Regions from separate parts of the Homo sapiens genome. Here region 2 is linked to region 1. Evidence: read pairs that join two places in POLR2A ChIA-PET (ENCODE). Cell type or tissue: B cell. All regions are shown on one strand. Each heading gives the region's core, and the rest is flanking DNA. Links, peaks and the distances in the headings are about the cores only.

The links. Peaks named below come from ENCODE experiments on the same cell type or tissue, not always from the same donor. Only the 100,000 strongest peaks of a DNase experiment are listed, where the experiment ranks them.
Region 2: POLR2A ChIA-PET joins it to region 1 with 10 read pairs; 3 of 35 experiments call an interaction of 5 or more read pairs at or near these places.

Annotation. Positions count from the first base shown.
Region 1 is chr19:2,287,038-2,289,934 of GRCh38, reverse strand. It overlaps LINGO3 (leucine rich repeat and Ig domain containing 3), which reads left to right. Exons shown (of 2, transcript NM_001101391.3): 2 at 1-2,771. Among named protein-coding and RNA genes, the nearest start is that of PEAK3, 6.3 kb to the right of the region's middle. RefSeq lists a silencer at 1-9. In B cell, for the core only: no CTCF peak of the experiment used is centred there; DNase peaks (open chromatin) are centred at 704, 1,034, 1,918 and 2,384; H3K4me3 peaks cover 765 bases; H3K27ac peaks cover 1,131 bases.
Region 2 is chr19:2,557,725-2,560,621 of GRCh38, reverse strand. The region is part of intron 2 of GNG7 (G protein subunit gamma 7); the gene reads left to right. Among named protein-coding and RNA genes, the nearest start is that of MIR7850, 72 kb to the left of the region's middle. RefSeq lists an enhancer at 406-906. In B cell, for the core only: no CTCF peak of the experiment used is centred there; no DNase peak of the experiment used is centred there.

The DNA of each region.
Region 1 (2,897 bases), core at 64-2,563:
ATGCATTTCCCGGAGGGGAAGGGGACGGCTGCACGGCGCTCCCCAGGCAGAACTTCCCCTTTTTTTGTAGACGCCCAACCGCAGGACTGTTTTTCATCAGCATGCGTCTTTTTTGCAGTTTCTCAAGCGTTTTCTAAAGATTTCAACCCGTCTTCCTGTCCCTGCTATGGTGGCTGAGCTGGGGGGTGGGGGTGCGGGCTGCAAGGATGGGGGGATGGGCTCCCGTCTACCAACCCGGGGTGGCTGGGGGCGCTCAGAGACCCCAGGATCCTCAGGGCCCGCAATTCACACCCAGGAGGCACAAGACTGCTGCCCCCAAGCCCTGGGCTTCCGCTCCCCCAGCCCTTTGTACACAGATCGCATCGGGGAGACGGTGGACACCCGGGTCCCACAAAGGGCCCCACAGCCCCAAGGGGAGGGTGCGCAGAAAGTCTGCATTGCTCACACCTGGCCGTCCTACACCTCACACCCAGAGACACACTCACACCTGGAACCCAATCACACAGGTGCAACACACCTCACACCCAGCCGACACTAAAACCAGACCCGGGGCACCAGAGCTGACCGCAGGGGGCAGGCAGGGCTCTCGTGAGAGCAAAGCTCACACCCGGGACAGGCGCAACTCACACCCGGGACACACAGCTCACACCCAGGACACACACAGCTCACACCCAGAACACACAGCTCACACCCGGGACACACAGCTTACACCCGGGAAACACAGCTCACACCCGGGACACACAGCTCACACCCGGAACACAGAGCTCACACCCGGGACACACAGCTCATACGCAGGACACACTCAGCTCACACCTGATACAAGGACAGCTCACAGTGGAACACACAGCTCACACCCGGGATACAGCTCACACCCAGGACACACTCAGCTCACACTGGAACACACAGCTCACACCCAGAACACAGAACTCACATCTGGGACACACACAGCTCACACCCGAGACACACACCCTCACACCCAGCTGACACTAAAACCAAGCCCTGGGCACCAGAGCTGACCACAGAGGCAGGCAGGGCTCTCGTGAGAGCACAGCTCACACCAGGGACATGCTCAGTTCACACCTGGGACAGGCACAACGCATAACTGAGACACAGCTCACACCTGGGACACAGAGCCCACCCCAGCGCCTGCTCAGCTGAGCATCTCCCAGCCGACCTCGGGGCCTGGGCTCAGGTCTTGCTGAGGACCCAGCACACACGGTGGTCACAGTCAGGGGTCCACACGCCCTGTCCTCCGTCCTCCCCACAGCCCAGCAGGGCTGTCCACAAGAAGGAGCCATCACCCCAGCCCTCCGCCTCCCTCCGCTGCCACGTGCTTCCCAGAACAGCAGGCAAGAGAGGGCCACCCCACAAGGGAGAGGTGGCCACCCTGCCCCGGCCCAGAACCATGGCTTCTGGGGTGCTGAGTGTCCTTCCAAATGGGTCTACTGGAGGGACTTTTGCCCCTAGGTACACATGACCTCTGAGCCGGCCTCAGACAAGCCCTGAGCGTGGCCCCATCATGGCCGGCCCTGCTGACCCGTGGCTCAGGTGGGGAACGAGACCAAAGAGCACAGGGGGTTCCCGGGGATCCCGGCTACGTGCGGTGCAGTGTAGTGACAAGAACAAGGCCGGAACAAGGGCTTCACCCTGCAGGGAGGCCTGGACCCGGGTCCTCGGGAGAAGGTGATGGAGGAAGCTGGGTCTCTGCACCTGCAGAGGTGGGGCAGATCCAGGACCAAAGCTGGGGTCACAGGCCGACTGCAGCTCTGGTCAAGGAAGAGCTTCCCTGAGGTCACCGCCCGGTTGCTCTGCAGATGGTGGGCATCCTGTCACGGGGGGCAAACAAGCAGGAGCTGAGGTTTTGCAGAAGGATTCAGGCACCAGACCGGGACCACAGGGACCATCTGTGACCTGGCCTCCTCACAGCCAGTTCTTGCCCCTCCCCTCCACATCCTCCAGAGGACAGTTAGGACATTGCTGGGGGCAGGGACAGGAACCACTGTTGGGCCAAAACCTCAGCCAGAAAGGGGCTTGGCTGCCAACCAAGAGGTTAGGACAGACCCTCCAGGACTTTGCGGGAAGGGCTCAAAAGCAGCTCTGCTCCTGCCCGGCTATGTGATCTCAGCTGGTGACTGAAGACCACCTAGACCATCAGTGTCCTCATCTGTAAAATGGGTCTGAGGGTCAAACCTATTACCCTGTATTCAGAGGCCAGGCCTGCAGATGAGCTTGATGGCTTGACTTGGATCCTGGATCCCTGAAGACTGCTCTGAGATCGATCAGCCAGAGAGAAACAGAGAGAAAGCTGGCTCAGCCCTGAAGGCTTTGAGCAAAAGTTTCAGAAGGAGCTGGAAGGAGACAACAGCCCGTTCTCCCTGAGCTGTGGCCGGGAGGGCCCAGGCCAGCACCACGATGTACAGATGGCCCAGGGGGCTCGACATGAGTGAGGGCTGAAGTTCGTGCAACCCCAACCGCCACCCCTGAATTGGGCAGAACCAATTTTTTTCTTAGCACCTGTCTGACTCTGCTTACCATGACAACCCCAAGGGCCCCCCAGAATTGATATCCAAGTGCCTTTAGCCTATCAAAGACAGGAGGGGGTGCATTCTCGGCCAGGTTAGGGTTCACAGAGCATCCGTATATTAGGATTTCCCAGCCCCCTGAGCCCCCCACCCCATCCCAACATGAACTAAGACCCCTCAGCACCCCCACCCCTCATCCTGCTGTATTTGGTTCAAATCCAATAAAAATGGAACCGATTTAATAACAAACTTCAGATTTTGTTCTTACTCCCATGGGAGCAACAGGGGGCAGGGCTGAGGGATGAGGGGCTGCTGGGGTCCCCAGGGGAAGCCAACCCTGAGGGAATTCCACGCCACTAGTGACATGTGATAGGC
Region 2 (2,897 bases), core at 104-2,603, 270 kb before region 1:
GGATCCTTCTCTGGAGCAGGGCCGTCCTGGGCACCGCAGCGTCCGCCTACCCCATGCCAGGAGCACCCCCAAGTCTGGATAACCACAATGTCCCCAGCCACCGCCCAGGGTCCCCTGGGAGCAGGGCCACTCCCAGGTGAGAATCACTGCCTCAAGGGAAGGGCTGGGTGGGACACAGAAATAAGATGTGGAGGTAAGGGGTCCTGCTTGGGCCCCCTAAAGCAGGTCGGACCTCCTCTCCTGAGAATCGACCCTGGGGGCCGGTGGGAGACAGACCTGGGGGATGGGGTGATGTGGGGTCTGAGGCGGTCCCTTCCTTCCTGCCACGGCCAGGCCCTCAGCACACTAGGGGCGCGAGGGACAGGCTGGGTTTGTACTGTAGTCCCCTTTGTCATTCACGGAGTCCGTATTTGCGAATTCGCCGGCTTGGTGTGTATTTGTGAACCCCAAATCAATGCCTGGGGTACTTTCCCTCTTATCCTTGGACACGCAGAGAGAGACAAGAAATTAGAGTCATGGACGTGCGTTCCCTGAGCCCAGGCCACGCTCCGCCTCCCCGTTTCCCCTCCTAGGTGGACCACGCCCTCATTACTGTCTAGCGAGAGCCTCGGGGTTTGCGTTTTTGTGCTCTTTTTGGTGATTTTGCTGTTTGCAGTGGCCCCAGGCATCGTGCTGAGGCCCCTTCTCGTGTCCCTCAGGGCCTCGTGGAGGAACTGGTAGGTGAGAAAAGCTTTGCTCAGGCAGGACTGAGAGAGCAGCTGCCCTATTCAACACTCACATCATCGATAGGCATTCAAGAAGACACCTTTGAGCCAGGCACGGTGGCTCACGCCTGTAATCCCAGCACTTTGGGAGGCTGAGGCAGGCGGATCACGAGGTCAAGAGATCGAGACCAGTCTGACCAACATGGAGAAACCCTGTCTCTACTAAAAATGCAAAATTAGCTGGGCATGGCGGTGCATGCCTGTAATCCCAGCTACTCGGGAGGCTGAGGCAGGAGAATCGCTTGAACCCAGGAGGCGGAGGTTGCAGTGAGCCGACATCCACCATTGTACTCCAGCCTGGGCAACAAGAGCCAAACTCCATCTTGAGAGAAAAAAAAATTAGCCGGACATGGTGGTGGGTGCCTGTAATCCCAGCTACTCTGGAGGCCAAGGCAGTAGAATCACTTGAGCCCAGGAGACTGAGGCTGCAGTGAGCTGAGATTGCACCATTGCACTCCAGCCTGGGCAACAGAGCGAGACCCTGTCTCCAAAAAAAAAAAAAAAAAGACACACAGAACAGGTCATGTATTGATCAGATAAAGGAAAGTTTCCTGAAACTCAAAGGAAACTACCCCTACAAAAATGTTCTCTAGGAGTAATGATTTGTGTTCGCAAACTCAGTTTTTGTGGTGACTTCACAGAACAGAACTACCACAAATAATGAGAATCTAATCAACTGTGGATATATATGTATATGTATATATATGTGTGTGTGTGTATATATATATATTCTTTGTGACTATGAAAGGAATATAACTGGCTGGGCGCGATGGCTCACGCTTATAATCCCAGCACTTTGGGGGGGCCAAGGTGGGTGGATCACATGAGGTCAGGAGTTTGAGACCAGCCTGGCCATGTTGGTGAAACCCCGTCTCTACTGAAAATACAAAAATTAGCCAAGAGTGGTGGTGCATGCCTGTAATGCCAGCTACTTGGGAGTCTGAGGCAGGAGAATTGCTTGAGCCCAGGAGGCAGAGGTTGCAGTGAGCAGAGATCGCGCCATTGCACTCCATCCTGGGTGACAAAATGACACCTGTCCCAAAAAAAATAATAAATAAATAAAAAGGAAAGAGAGAGAAGAAAGAAAGAAAAAAGAAAGAAAGAGAAGGAAAGGAAGGAAGAAAGAAAAGAGAAAGAAAGAAAGAAGAGGAAAGAAAGTTATATAACTTCATTTTACAGAATCTGAGAATCACATAAGGAGAGGAAAATCATCCACAATCCCAGCACTTTATCCTTTCCCCAGACATCTACACACACTCTCTTATTTTTAAAAATTGAGGTTCTACAACATGGTTTGATCATCTGCCTTTAAACCCATTTTTGCTGGCCGGGTGCAGTGGCACACACCTGTCATCCAGCACTTTAGGAGGCCAAGGTGGGAGGATCGCTTGGGCCCAGGAGTTTGAGACCAGCCTGGGCAACATGGCAAAACCCCATCTCTACAGGAATAAAAATTAGCTGGGTGTGGTGGCATGTGGCTGTAGTCTCAGCTACTCAGGAGGCTGAGGAGGGAGGATCGCTTGAGCCCAGGAGGTTGAGGCTGCAGTGAGCTGTGATCACGCCATTGCACTCCAGCCTGGGTAACAGACCCTATCTCAAAAAAAAAACAAAAACAAAAACAAAAAAACACGGTGCCCATCTGTGGCAAGGATGATGAAAATAATACAGTGTGCACATGAAAAGCAGTATTTCCAGCCACCTAAAAGTAAGCCTGAGAGGCCGGGCGCGGTGGCTCACGCCTGTAATCCCAGCACTTTCGGAGGCCGAGGTGGGCGGATCACGAGGTCAGGAGATCAAGGCCATCCTGGCTAACACGGTGAAACCCCCTCTCTACTAAAAACACAAAAAATTACCCAGGCCTGGTGGCCCGTGCCTGTAGTCCCAGCTACTTGAGAGGCTGAGGCAGGAGAGTCGCTTGTACCCAGGAGGCAGAGGTTGCAGTGAGCCGAGATCGCACTACTGCAGTCCAGCCTGGGCGACAGAGTGAGACTCTGTCTCAAAGAGAAAAAAAGTAAGCCTGAGAGAGAAATGCACCGAGTCACCCCATCAGAATAAGGAGCTGTGGTTCCCTGGTCAAGGACCATGGCCTGGGGCAGGGTCAAAGTCCTGTGGGTTCTGAGGCTGACCCGGGGC